3 separate regions of the Homo sapiens genome follow, and all the other regions are linked to region 1. The links are chromatin contacts, found by Hi-C or POLR2A ChIA-PET in ENCODE. All regions are on one chromosome and are shown on one strand. Each heading gives the region's core, a stretch centred on a gene start or an enhancer-like site at or near the end of the contact. The rest is flanking DNA. Distances are from core to core; before and after follow the strand shown.

Evidence for each region. Hi-C counts contacts between places; a loop is a spot of excess contacts on that map. ChIA-PET counts read pairs that join two places held with the same protein, here RNA polymerase II (POLR2A). Pooled maps may share reads with other maps.
Region 2: a map of IMR-90 shows a loop between it and region 1 (8-fold over the local background). The contact joins two enhancer-like sites. A Hi-C loop is called at or near these places in 1 of 168 maps with a recorded cell type or tissue (IMR-90) and 3 of 50 pooled maps. POLR2A ChIA-PET finds 5 or more read pairs at or near these places in 2 of 52 experiments (AG04450 and WTC11).
Region 3: POLR2A ChIA-PET joins it to region 1 with 18 read pairs in AG04450. The contact joins two enhancer-like sites. A Hi-C loop is called at or near these places in 1 of 168 maps with a recorded cell type or tissue (Caco-2). POLR2A ChIA-PET finds 5 or more read pairs at or near these places in 1 of 52 experiments (AG04450).

What each region holds. Positions count from the first base shown.
Region 1 is chr16:66,187,239-66,192,021 of GRCh38, reverse strand. No RefSeq gene overlaps it. Among named protein-coding and RNA genes, the nearest start is that of CDH5, 180 kb to the left of the region's middle. Within about 2 kb of position 2,846, at least 4 of the 41 ENCODE cell types and tissues checked have a DNase peak (open chromatin) inside an H3K27ac peak, as active enhancers do; they include IMR-90, where a contact is called at or near this core.
Region 2 is chr16:66,128,163-66,132,945 of GRCh38, reverse strand. No RefSeq gene overlaps it. Among named protein-coding and RNA genes, the nearest start is that of CDH5, 240 kb to the left of the region's middle. Within about 2 kb of position 2,290, at least 2 of the 41 ENCODE cell types and tissues checked have a DNase peak (open chromatin) inside an H3K27ac peak, as active enhancers do; they include IMR-90, where a contact is called at or near this core.
Region 3 is chr16:66,149,037-66,153,819 of GRCh38, reverse strand. No RefSeq gene overlaps it. Among named protein-coding and RNA genes, the nearest start is that of CDH5, 220 kb to the left of the region's middle. Within about 2 kb of position 2,924, at least 5 of the 41 ENCODE cell types and tissues checked have a DNase peak (open chromatin) inside an H3K27ac peak, as active enhancers do.

The DNA.
Region 1 (4,783 bases), core at 1,597-4,096:
ACATTTTGCTTTTAGGTATGTTATATTCCCTGCAATAGAGCGTTAGTTTTTTTAAGCAGTAAATTGTCTTTTAGAGAAATTAAGAGATATGAAAAAGGTCTTTTATATTTAGCCACGTCATGATCATAATTCTTTCATGCAGATGTGAGAGTTCATCTGATGTCAGTTTCCTTCTGGTTGAATAACTTCCTAAAGAAATTGTTTTTCTTTCTAGAGCCAGGGCAATGTGGAGCTCACCTGTGGCTCCTTCTAGGTAATATCCACTGGACTGTCAATGAAAGTCCTGGGATTGTATTGGAAAGGGGGATTTTTATTATGTGTTTATTTTTAATTGACAAGTAAAAATTGTGTATATTGATGGTGTACTACATGACATCTTGATATATGTATGTATGTATACATGAGGAATGGTTAAATCAATCTCCTTAACATATGTGTTACCTCACATATTGATCAGTTATTGTGTTGAGAACACTTACAATTTACTCTCAGTAATTTTCAAATATGAAATATATTGTTATTCTAGTCACCAAAATGTAAGGGCATCAAGCTCTCTTGAACTTATTTTTCCTGTCTAACTAAAATTTTGTGTCCTTTGATAACCATCTCCCTAATTTCCCCATCCCACAGTCCTTGGTAACCACTATTTTACTCTGTTTCTTTGAGGTTGACATTTTTGCACTCCACATATAAGTGAAATTGTGTGGTATTTGTCTTTCCATGACTGGCTTATTTTATTTAACATAATGTCCTCCAGGTTCATGCATGTTGTCACAAATGACAGGATTTACTTCTTTTTAATGGCTGTGTAGTATTCCGTTGTGTATATATACCACAATTTCTTCATTCATCCATTGATGGACACTTAGGTTGATTCTATATCTTGGTTATTGTGAACAGTGTTGCAATGAACGTGGTAGTGCAGATATCCCTTAAACATACTAATTTCATATGCTTTAGATGTATACCCAGAAGACAGATTGCTGGGTCATACGGTAGTGCTGTTTTTAATTTTTTGAGAAAACTCAGTGGTGTTCTCCATAATGGCTGTACCATTCTACATTTCCACCAACAATGTACAGTGGTTCCTTTTTCCCAATCTCCTGCCAGTGCTTATTGTCTTTTGTCTTTTTGATAATAGCTATTTTAATAGGCATAAAGTGATATCTCAATGGAGTGCCAGTTTACATGGGAAAAGGGCTCTGGGAGCTTGAACCATCTTCATGCTATCCACATTTCTGGGTCCTAGGATGCTGGTGGGCCCCGCTTCTGTAGGGGGCTGGCACCCTTAGCTTGGTGAAGAAAGAATTTCTTTGACCAGGAATCTCCCTGATGACTGATTATTTTGCCTCCTTCTCAACCACAGCTCTGAGGCTTCTGGGAAATTATTTTTAGGAAGCAAAAACTAGGCAGATGGGAGCCACCAATTTGATCATTGGGAATGGCTTCCTCAAGTTCTTAGTTTAGAATATTGGGCAGTCACACACTAGAAATAGCTCTTGGAGATTTCCCATGCTGGGTCTCTGATTTTTAAAAATGGTACATGCAGTCCTTAAATTTGGGCTTGTAAGTTCAGCTGAACTCTTTCCAACACAATAGACTGCTTCTTGGCAGGGTTAAAAAAAAATAGGCCTCTATCAAAACAGAGGTTCTTTGTGGAAAACCTAGGGTGCAGTGATGAGAAACAATTGCGGCAGAATGACTTTATGCTGCAGAAATAGAAAAGAAGAACCACAATTAGACTGTGTTACCACCCACCCTGCAGCAGGCAACAGTGAATTTTGCCAGATGAGAAATCTCGAATGGGGTTTTGGGGATGTCCAAACTGTAGTGTCTCAACATGACATTTTGTTTGCTTGGAGAGATGGCTGTGGTGGTTTGGTAAGTTTTCAAGATAAAGCAACGCGTAGATGATCACATTCTCAAGTCATGACTAAGAAGATTCAGGCTGTCTAAATAAAGGGAATCAGTCCTATTAAGTGGCCTCCAAATGTAATTAAGTTGCCAAGTCAGTAATTTCCTATATGTGGACACCTCATGCATGACTAACACCTTTGTTCTCCAATCAAAACACGCTAAGAAAAGAAGAAAACAAACACAAAATGAAAGGGATATTTCAAAATGCACCCCTAAGAATTTAGCCTTGAACTCTGCATGCTTTATTACAAACTTGTACCTAAGTCAGATATTGCTGAGGAAGTCACCCATTTCGTTTTACAAGGTTGGCCAAATGCTAATCTTGCAAAGGCAGCAGGCTGTGCCCACTCATGAACTGAGATGGGAGAGTCTAAGTAAAATGCCTGAAGAATCAACTTGAGATGTAGAGGAACAAGGATTTGACCTTGGGCTGTCTGGCTTCGGGTCTGCACTGTTCTAGGCCCTGCCACTGGTAACAAGGTCTCTTGCCATAGGAACAGTTGGTGGATATTGATTTTCTTGCAGTCATGGAGCAGCAGCCAGAGCTGGGGAGTGGTGTGTGCCATGTTCCCTCCGCTGTTCAGCCCAAGGCAACCGGGAGGTGAAGCATGGGCGAAAGAAGCTATCCTGTGGCTGTAGCTCTGAGATAATGATAAACAGAGGTGAGAGGCAGCCCCAAGTCCAGTGGGCTCCAAGAGGCTAGAATAGGCTCTTCGCAGTGCCAGCCTCCCCCAGAAGACAGCCAAGCTGGTGGGTTTGATCTCGGCAGGAGGTGAAACTAAGGGCCAGGCTGTTTACTGAGCTAGTCTCATGAAAGGAGTTGGATATTGGCAGAAATTTCAAAATCTGACTGCAGGACTGAGCTATTTATGTTGAAAACATTTGAATGACTTTTTCCCCCCCTCTTCTTCCACAATGTAAGATGGGCAGACTTCCAGGCTTGCCTCCGCACCCAGCCAGACTCCAAAAGCTGCCTGGTGTTCTCTCTGCCTAAACTGCAACGAGCCTGACTGAATAAATGCCCCGGCAGAACTCCCTGAGCGCTCAAGTTTAATATGCACTTGACCTCTTTGTCTTTCAGAAATGAAATTTATTGAGTTTGGATTCCAGCACCCCTGGCCCCCACTAACATCTAATTAACCAGACCACACTTTGACATCAAAAGTGCAGGAGAAAATGAGGAGATGTATTATGATGTTCTCTCTGCAGGAGCCCCAGGGGAGGGGCTGGGGAGCTGAGCCAGGGGTCTTTTGAAGTATCTGAGTTGGTGGTCTGTGTTCTGCCAGAATGCAAGATAAGCAGGTCCTCTGCCTTTGCTGCTTTCCTTTTATTCCCAACAAAGAGCTATTATCTTTCCTTTTGTTGTCACTTACTCTTCTTGGCCTGAATTTCCCAGGCTCTGAATCTGAGTTCTTCTGATGCACCAAGAGACAAGGGGGCAGCCAAATGTGGCACCCCCACCCACCCCAATATTCTCCTACGACCTTGCTACTTTGCCTAGATCCCAACCATGAAAACCACTCCTTTTTCATCAGGGTACTGTGTCTGGAGAGCGCCATGAAAATACATCATCAGAGACAGGATAATACATTAATAATCCATGAGAAGTGGAATCATGGCCCATTGAAATAGAGTTTGAGAACTACTTATTTAATCTAATTTCCTGATTTTAGGAGGAAGCTGCAAAGATAGAAGGATAGAGGAGATGAAGGCAAATTTTGACATTTGTCTAAAGCAACTAAGAATGACTGCAGAAGCCTTCTTTTCTATTCTCTGACTCTTGGGTGGATGCTGATCACGGTTTAGCCTTCAGAAATGGGTTTTTTTTTACTGGAATGGGGCAGAATGGGGCTTCTGGGACATGTTGGAAACTTCAGCTGCAGGAGATCATGGGGACAGTGCTGGGCAGGCCTGGGCAAGTCTTGGCTATGAAGCCTGAGCAAGCACTGCAGGACTAACTTAGGTAAAGGAGTGACAAGTTGACCAAATGCAGTGGCCAGAGGTTTGCGAGCACCTTGCATTTAATTTTAAGTTGTAGTGCTTCCCAAGAAGGCTCCATCTGGCAGGTAGAATAAAGCAGGAATGGGGTTTGGTATATGAACGTGAGGCCATGATTGTTTTTGAGATTTAAATGAGATAATACCCACACGTCACTTAACCCAGTGGCTAGCATACAGTATGTGCTCAATAAAGGGTTTTGATTATCCTTGTTGTTATTATCAGATAATGTGGATGGGGCAAAAGGAGACATTTCAGAACCTGGGTCAGAGGAGCAGAGAGAGGGAAGAATGGAGATGAAGGCAAAGCAAAGGGCAGCAAGGACTCAGAGAAGGCAGAGATGACCGTGGCAGAGTGCACCAAAGCATGCACTTATGGAGTCTCAAGGCCTGTCTGTCCTGGGAAGAAAGGGAAGAGGCATAGGGGTGTGTGGCCTGTTCTTTGCCTCCAGCAAGCTCCATGTGGTCAGGGACCATTTCTGACTTGTTGATGGTTCTAGTGAGGGCATAGAGCACACTGTGGGACACACAGCAAGAGCTGGTATCCTGCACATATCCTCTAACACTCATCATTTTAAGGCCACTTGACCTGCTTTCCAATTGCTAGTTTCTACCTTTCTTTGCTTGACAAATTTCTCAGGTTGCTGAAATCTATTAAATACTTTGACCCCCTGAGTGGAGGACCAGAAGTAGGAGAATTACACCACTGGGAAAGCAGTCTTCTACCATTGACTGAGTTTGTCAATACCCCAGCTCTGGAGGCATAAGTCTAAAGCCCTGGCTATACACTGCCTCTCAGACCACAGGCGGACTTGACATCACACTCCTTGTTGGCTGCCTTCTCTTCCTTGACTTTTCTTCTCCTCTCC
Region 2 (4,783 bases), core at 1,041-3,540, 59 kb after region 1:
TCAGGTTCTTGCCCAGCAGCTCCACTGTATATGGTTGTGTGGAGGATCAGGATGCCGATGTCCCAGGATCTGAGATGAGTGCTCCTCTAAGTGAGCCCAGTGACACCCATAGAAACTGTGGGAGGTGGGGTGGGCGCCTCCTGCCATCTGGATGCAGTAGCTAGAGCTCAGCTAGGGTGGGTAACTTATTTAGGGTCCCATGGGTAGTAAGTGTGGGGAATTGAGATTCAAGTCTGGAAAATTCTCAGTTCCCGGGACATATGCTACTGAGCAGCCTCTCACCTGACCTCAAGCCTGGTGTGGCTTTTTCTTTAGTTGACAAAGAGGCACTGAATCTCTGTTAATTTGGGGAAGGCACTGCATCTCTTTGTTAATTTCCCTGCTCTGGCTCTTCTCTATCCTGCCTTCCACTCCATTCCTCCTCCTTCAACTTCACCTCCCATTTTCATCCGTTCTCTGCTCAGTTTTCTTTCTGCTTCATCCATGACCTCCTGGAGGCTCCTGGCTTATTATCTTGGAATGACCGAGGACAAAGAGGTCTGCTTCATAAAATTCGAGGGTCCCTGTTAGCACTGAACTTGACATTTGCACCCTATCTGTATCTGATGGGTTCTCTTCCCTCTGTGCCCTACTGTTCCACAGCTAAGCAAACCTCCCCAGGTCCAAAATTCAACTCTGTGTCCCATTTAGTGAATAAGACGATGCTTCTTTGGTGACCCATCCACACCAGGGTGGGTCCTGGTATTAATAATAAAAGATGTCCCAGGTTCCATTGAATCCATTAATGTTTCTAACTTAGCTGACTCATTGTGTAGAATATGCATGACTAATCCATCAAAAAAGAGAATTCTCACATTGCAAATTTTTGTATGTTTATAAGAAAGTTAGATTTTCTTGTGCTTTTCTCCCCACAGCACCTGTCATTCTGGATAAGGATAGCATGTTCATAAAAGGGAAATGAGTGGAGAAGGAGGGAAGGAGTTGTGAGCAAAGCATTTAAAGCGTTGCCAGAATATAAGCAACAGTGCTTCATGTCGTGAAAAACTGAGAAAAGGAGTCTTTATGTACAGGAAGAACTCAGCAGCTGACCTCAAGAAGAAAGGAAAACATCCTCTCTTCACTTTTCTCTGGGATGCCTGTGCCCAGGGTCTTGAGTTTCCGACTGGGGCATAATGGATTTTTGGTGGCCTGTGACTTTATTATGGGTCTTTTCCCAAAGTGTTTTGAAATGGTATGAAAGAGTGTATTCAGTTAGAAACCTTGAGTTCTACTCCCAGGCTACTTAGAGGTTGTTTTGCAAACTTGAACAAGTCAAGTAAACCTGACTTCAACTCTACGCAATGGATTATGCAATGGTTGAAGTTCTAAGCTTGGAAGTTTCCAATGAGAACAAATAGGGGTGGTGAGAGCTGCCCTGCCCCTTTCAGGGACATTAAGAGGGTCACCAGGCAGGTGAATGTGACAGTGCCCTAAAGTTATGAAGAAATCTGTGCAAAACTGTATGTTGTTATAGTTCTTCTTGGGGCTGATGCACCGTGACCCCTTCAACAGTTGATGAATCATGGGATAATTGTTGATGAGTCATGGGATAGGTGCTGCTTCAAGGGATGTGGATGTAGGTTGGACAGAGGCCGACCCCAACTCTCTACTCATTTGCACTGTGCATGGCAAATTTGTTCTGGGAGTTTCTGCTTTGCTCCTGTCTTAAGCCATCAGACCACGTGTTCAGTAGTCCAGCCCTGGCCACAGCCTCTCTGCCTGGCTGGGCCCAGGCTACTTCTAAACTCTCTGTTTTTTTTATTTTATTTTATTTTTATTTTTTTTTATTTCAGATTTTATCCAACATGGATGTCTTGATCCAAGAGAAAAAAAGGGATCCCTTCAAAGTCCTTTCCCCAGTTTCCTGCTTAGTCCCACTCCTAGAGCCCTAGGGGGTTCTGTAGCTCCTCTATATTTTCAGGGAACTGAGCTGAAGCCAATACGAGATTTTAAAAGATACCCTATCCTTAAGCAAAGTGAGTGATGGTGCTCAGCATCCATGCCAACGGTCAAATTTTGGCTGTTTTATTCACATATCTATGTAATTTGTAGTTTTTTGGGGGGTGGGGTGGAGGTGGCTGGACCAACAACAAACAGCTAATCTAAATGAGACATTCCTGGAAAATGAGGCACATAAAGCTTTCTCTTTTCATATCCAAAATGGAATAAACAATTCCACCAGCGACCACAGGAATGCTGCTGGGGCACGAGGGCTTCAGCCTTCCTGATGGTCAGGCACTGACTTTAAGCTTAGACTCTAGAATTTGTTAATGAGAGGCCCTCCTGGACAGGAAGGAAGGAGGCTTGCTTGGGGTCTGATCTGTAAAGCACACTGGTGGAAGCTGTTTACATGCAGCTACACAAGAGGCTTCTTCCTGAGTACCAGGCCACCCTCAGTAAGGCACTGAGTGAGCACCAGGCATCACCAGGAATGAGGTCTCTGCCCCAGTCCTGGCCAAATGGAATAAGCAAACAGACTGAGGGTGTGTCAGTGGCTTTCCTGAGTTCCCGCACCTGGTAAATGATGGAGTTTAGACTTGAAAATTCTGCCTCCTGTCTCCAGGTCCAGGGATCTCTCTGGGACGTCAGAGAAGTCAGTTAATCTCTGCCACTCCTTCCTACCTGGATGTTCAATGAAAAGCCTGTTGGGCTTTCTGAGGACTAGAAGGGGGACACTGCCGAGAATTCAGTGAGGCCAGCCCACACCCCCACCCCTTCTAGGAGATTACCTTTAGATCCTCCAGCCCCAGTCTGCAGCCTCCTGGGCTGATGCTTTCTTTCTCTATTTACAGACACTAATCATTTCCCATGCAATTGAACAACTTAATAAGCTGCGAAAATTTGATAAGACAATTTAATTGTCGGCTTTTACATATCTGCTCAATATAGTTGGGTTTCTAGGGAAGGTGAGTGGGGAATGTGAGCAGAGGCACTTAATTAAAGAACTAAAACAGTGGGGCTAGATTAGAGAGAACTCTGGCAGACACCAACCCTGGACCTACGTCTCTTCTCTCCCCCTTTCACATGGGCCCTTTCTTTGAAATTTTATAAGCTCCATCCTCTGGGTAGTAGCAAAATAGAGATGCAGGCCCAGGCACTTGATGTGCAGTGTGGGGAGCTGACTTTGCATGGGGCGGCTCCCAACTGTTATCGGGGAGCTTTTTCTCGGGCCCAAAGTGGTTGGGTTTTAAGGGGAAGACCTAATTCTGCGTGTATGGTCGTAGCTCAAAGGGATAGTTCAAAATGGCCTCCTCATTGATGGGGAAGGATGGGGGCTGATTATAAAAAATTATAATCATTTTTTTGGTCTTTTCCTCTATCTTTTTGGGGAATTTTATGGCCATTTGGGCAATGCTGCATCATGGAGTATTGATGCCAATTTTAAATCACACATCCTCATTTTATCTAATTGAATTCTCATGCTAACTCTGAAAGGAATAGGAATCATTATTCCTATTTCACAGGTGCAGATCCTGAGACTCAGAGAGGTTAAGAAACTCGCCCAACGCCACACAGCTAGATAAACACCTCAGGATTTAAATAGATTGCAGGGGACACCAACAAGGCTCTGCTCAGATCCCCTCAGATCCCTCTGGCCCATCTGTGCATGCAGTAACATCTGCTTCACCGTTGACTGCTTGAACCTGTGGATCCACTTCACCTAAGAGCACAGAGAGCTGAAAGGGCCTGGAATCCTGTTGCCTCCCGGGCAGCCTGCAGCCAATGAGTAACTGGTGCTGGAAAACAGAAGGCTGCTCCCTTGCTGGAGGTAGGACAAACACTGAGGTGTAATCTATGCTCCAGGGTCCCCCAGGGGATCAGGCTGAGGTTGGGACTTTGCCTAAAATCCCACCCTTGCTTGGTTTCTTCCCTTTCCCTGTTTTTCCTTCTTCTCTCACTCTCTCATTTCTGTTCCTTCTTCCTTAAATAAATCTCCTGCACACAAATTCTCATCTCAAGGTGTGCCTCTGGGCAGCCTGATGTGAGATACAGATGTGTGTTTGACCTCAGCCTGCCCTTTCTGGAGTCCTGCAGCCTCGCCCCTTGTTTTGTGGGGTTATCAGATCTCGCTACGTAGACTCGGGGTACGGAATACATCCAGCTTGGAATTTCTGGGTGCTCGCAAGTTCTCAGTAGAACGCTCTTGGAATGAATTACTTAGCCTCTTTAGGCTGCAGTTTCATCACCTATAAGACAGAAATAGTAATTGTATTGCTCTTAAAGGACTTTTACTTTGTGGAAAGCCAATGAGTCTGCATATGTAGAACACAGCAGCGAGCACATAGTAAGTGGTCGATAAATCTTCATGATTATGATTATCAGTATTCAAGTATTTGCCATCTCGTCAGACCTTGGCTTGTAGTTGGGAGTCAGAAATGAGGTCACTGTGCTGTGAGTTCTTGTTGGGCAGGAATCTGCCATGTGTTCCGTGCACTTTAAGCACTTATTAAAACATTTCGGATAGAAACATTTTCACAAAGGCTGCTCATTACTGTAGCCAGCATTTGCCTACGAATGTCAGGAAAACCATTTTATGATGTTGCTGTAATGTGTCGTGTTCACTGTCGCATTCTCTCTTTCGGTCTCCCTTTCACTGGTGAGACACGTTTGCCAAGCATTTCACAAATGCAGTGGGGGGAAAAGGGAAGAGAGGAAGAGATGGGAAAAGGATAGTGAAGGGAGGAGCAGGAGCAGGCAGCTCGGCGGCATTCCCCAGGCACCGCATTAAGGGCCTGATTAACTT
Region 3 (4,783 bases), core at 1,675-4,174, 38 kb after region 1:
CTCTTGTGAGGGGAAGCTCAGTACCTCTGGGACAGCCCGTTCTACCTTCATCTGTGACCAACACAAAGTTCTTCCTGTGAGCAAGCCAGTGCCTATTCTTGGCCTTGGAGATGCCTGCAGGATAAACCTATGCCATACTTGGCCCTTCCATCCCTGTTTTAGACTTAACAGAATTCTGAGCGTTTGTTTTTTTTAGATCAGCACTATAATTTCTTTTTACAGTGACCATTGTAATAGTTAGGCATGTGCACAGAACTTCTGGAACTTTCTATCAATGACCTAGGTTGGCCTACTATAGGCAACATCATCCAAATTCATCTTCACAGTTTGCCTAGGGGCAAAGAGCTTGGGGTTTGGTGTTCGACAGTCCTGATTTTGAATCCTATCTCAGCTATTTTGTAGCTTCCTGGCACTGAACAAGTGACTTTCTTAGAGTCCAGCTTCCTCAGCCTGCCACAGGGGGTTACTGTGAAAGCCAATAACACAAATAACACATACAAATCACTCTGCTCTGGTTAAGGGGTCTCTCTCTTCCCAGGCAGTTGAGAGGGAGTTTTGGAAGATTCTTGGGCAGTGCTGTCATTGAGAAGATTCCAGAGCCCCTGACCTCTTTTCAATCCTCTTACTCCCCTCAAACCTGTTTATGTGTTTTCTGATGAAAACAGGCTGCTTGCGAAAGTCTTGCTCCTGTTTCTGTCAGCGTATTCATTTAAGGCCTGCACTTTTGATTCAGTTTCTGGTGGTTCAGGATTTTGAGCTATGCATTTTGTGGGTTTGGTATGCATGCGAAATATGTATTTTGAAGGCTGCTTTGGTCTGTTTTTAGACAATTCAAATATTTGGATAGTGCATTCCTGTCTTGCCTCTCTTGCCTGTGTTTGGGGGGCCCTGGGATTTGCTCTCCCTGAGCTGTTGACTCTGGTTGTCTCAGCCCTGAATGCCTCCCAGGGTCAGCCTTGCTGGCCACAGGCCTGATTGGGAATCTAGAGCCACCCAATGTTAGAGAAAGGAGACTCCTTAAGGATCACCCAGTTCACACCCCTCCTGTCATAGATGGAGAGATGATGGCCCAGGGACCGGGGTGGGGGTGGGGCTTGTCTAAAGTCACAGGGCAAATGGGAAGCAGAGTGGGTGACACACCCCTCTGCTGGCACCATGCAGGGCGCTGGGGGTACAGGTACTGTTCCTCCCACTGCACTCACCCTCAGGCCTGCACATCTTTCTGTAGGTCCACAACCCCATCACTTATTAATACCCAGGCTGCCTGACCTGCAAATACCCAGAAACTCAAAGCCAGTCAAACAGACCATTGTTTTCTGAACTCCAGTCCTTCTGCCTGGGTTCTGGCTGAGGGGAGCGTTGTGCTATGGTAATGCTCAGGAACCCTGCAAGGAAGGTGGTGAATTCCAGCTGCTCCCTCTCTCCTCTTGGCAGAACATGCATGTCTGGGACAGAGGAGGGAGCAAGAGAAGGATAAAGGGGCCCGTGGGCCAAAGCTTTTACTGGTGTCTAGGGTGATCCCCAAACAAGTTTCTTGTGGGGTGTGCTCTTTAAAACACTTTTAAAAATTTTGATGTTTTAGAGACATGGTCTCACTCTGTTGCCCAAGCTGGAGTGATCATAGTTCACTGAAACCTCAAACTCCTGGGCTCAAGCAATCCTCCTGCTTATCCCGGCTTCCTAAGTAACTGGGACTACAGGTACACACCACCACACCCAAATAATTTTTAAATATTTTTTACTGATGGAGTCTTGCTATGTTGCCCAGGCTGGCCTCAAACTCCTGGCCTCAAGCGATCCTCCTGCCTAGACTTCCCAAAGTATTGGGATTGCACGCATGAGCCACCATGCTGGACCCCGTGGGGTGTTCTAATTGGTGGGTTTGGGGCAAGCAAGCATGATTTCCGTGGGGTCATCCCTGTGCCATGCCATCTGCAAAGTTCACGCAGGGTGTGGGGGTCAGTGTGGCGAGGCAAGGAGGTTGTGTTTAGCTATCTTATAGGGAGGTGGTCACCAGGAGGTGGATGTATAGGGCAGGTATCTGGATCCACCCCTTTGAGGAACTGGGAGGAGGCAGAGAACTGGAAACTGTGTCCTGGGTGAATGAACCCTGCTTCTGGTCTGAGAAAGTTAAGCCTTTATAATGCTACAGCAACATAAAATAAGAATTCATTCCAACTCTGGTGGCTTTGCTTCTCCCGGCCTTGGCTGCCTGGGCCACCTACTAACCAACAGGGCACACAGGGAGGGTCCCCTTTCCCTTGCTCTGGAGCTTCCTGTGGGGTCCAGCTAGCCTCTGCTTGCGGTCCCACCCTTGCCGGGCCCCTTCCCTTCCCTGCCCTGTCCTTCTCTCACCGCTCCCTCCCAAGAGCGTTTCCTCACTGCCTCAGTGCATCCAAATCCTGCCCTGCGCTCTGCTTCCAGGGAATCTGCCCTAGGTCACTTTCCCTTCTGCCCTTTTTCCTTTTTCTTCCTCATTTTCTTTCTTGCCAGAAAATCAGCTGAATCAGGAGAGTTTAAATCAGGGGAGTGGCCAGCAGCACTAGATGCAGAAGGCAGAAACAAAATCAAAACGAAAGCGTGTTTATTGGCTTTGGCCTTTAGAAAGTTTATTGGTAACTCCTAACAGTCTAATTGAATATCAAGGAACAGTTAAACTTCACCTTTCTCCTTTACTGCTGGGCATGTAAATCTTAAGGAAACAATCTTTAATGGTGGGAAAATGCCGGGCAAGTCAATTCCTTTGTCTTAGCCTTAGTTTTTCCACCTGCAAATTAAGGCTTTTGAGCTAGACGATCTATCCAAAATTCTGTGATTATACAAATGTATTCTTGCATAACCTTATGCAAGTGAGAACATTCCTGTTTACCAAGCTTTCAGTTTGTGGCCTAGCACAGTGCTGAGCAGGGTGGGGTGAAGTATCCATTTCCCCTCTCACAGCCACCTTGTGAGACAGGAAGTGTGTTACTTGTAATTGCTGCTTCACTCATGTGTCAGTATGCCAAGGCCTCCCAGGTTTATGTCTCCAGCCTGGATCTTGTCCCTTGAACCAGTTGGGATTGGTCTGTTTCTTCCAACCATAAAATCCCTGACCATGAGAGCATTAAATAACCACAGTGGGGTTAAAACCAGCATGGGAACTCTAGTAGACATTGTAGAATATGCTTCAAGATTATCCCCAACAAGGGATGAGGGAACTGGGGTGTTTATCCACCAAGTCTTGTCCATTATTGGTAGAGAGCTGCTTCTGGGAGGTACCAACTCCCTGGCACTTCTGGTCTGCCCATGTGAGCTGAGCATGGTCCAGTGACCAGAAAAGGCCCTCAGGCAGAGTTGCACGTGCTATAGTGGAAGCTGTAGGGTCTGCATGCTCAGGAGTGGTAAGGACTGAGGGAATATGGGCATGGGTGTGATGCTGGCAATGGCTAGAAGGTCTGAGGGCTGAACCCTTTGACATGGGCAAATTAGAAGGGACAGTTTTGCTTGTGGTGCAGGTGGTTCAGATGGTGCAGAAGCATATTAACAGCTGCATAGCAGGTTGTTAGAATGGGGAAGAGAAGGATCAGAACTGGAGTGAGAATGACTCCACAGTGACGAGAAGACAGGAGCAGGGAGAGGAGGGGAGCGTGGGGTCAAGAGAGAGTGTCCTCAGTTTAAGATGGGGGACTCAGGAGCAGGCACAATTGGGGGTGAGGGAGTTTTGGAGGAGGAAGGACAGGAAGCCATGAAGCCTCAAAGACAGAGGAGAAGTCTATGGAGCATGGGGTGGGATGGGGGCAAGTATGGTGCAAACATACGTGGAGTGGCTGGTTTATGGTCAAGACAGGGAAGAAGGGAAAGGTGGGACCAGTCGATGGTAGACATTTTTAGGGGCATACAGTTGACATCAAGATGAAGGAGTGAAGAAACAGGGTAGGAGGGCCATTGCCATCATGGCCCCATTTCTGTGGTCACTGGTGAATCATGAAAACCCAGACCCAGAAGACCCACATGGTACCAAAAACTTGGGTTGGGGTGGCAAATTTCTTTGCAAATTCTGGGACAAATAAAAACGTCCCCTTTCTAGCTAATTGCATGTTTATGGATCTAATTACCAAATTACAATGATGAAAGAGAGAATTCTTCAGACTTCAGGAAGTAACTTAGAGTGATAAATATCTACTCCTTTTCTCTCCTTACGTCTTAACTAAAAAAAAAAAAATAGCAAGACAAGTTGCTTGTATCACGTAATGTTCTTCATTTGCTGCTCCGCTATGGTTTTCAAAAATGGCATGCTGAACAAGTGTATTAATTCGAGTTTGAAGTCCTTTTGTACTAAAATATTGAGTACAGGAACATATAAAATTACACATTTTTGTTGTCTGTGACATAAGTTATATACCCAGACTGTCCAACATGACAGGAGACAATTTCATTTTCCTGACAAGAAATAAAGATGCCTAAACAGCCTGATAGTTAACATTATGAGTTGCAGTTAGACACTGGAACACTAAATTTGGAGCATGATAATAACTTTTCCAAGTGCCCAACTTATCTCCCATGCCTGCCAGCACGTGTACTTCTACATAGTTTATGGTTTTAATATGATTCTGCAGGTTTGTCCAAATCGTATTACAATGAATTCCCTTTCAAAGAAGATCCAGCTGAGTAATGAAGAACAATGTTTGCATTAAACTTAACGATGGATTTCTTGGGCTGAAATGAAACACTTGGATCTCTTGCATTTTGTTAGGTAGGGATAGAGAAGCTAATCAATTTGGTCATGTAAAACAGTTTATGACCT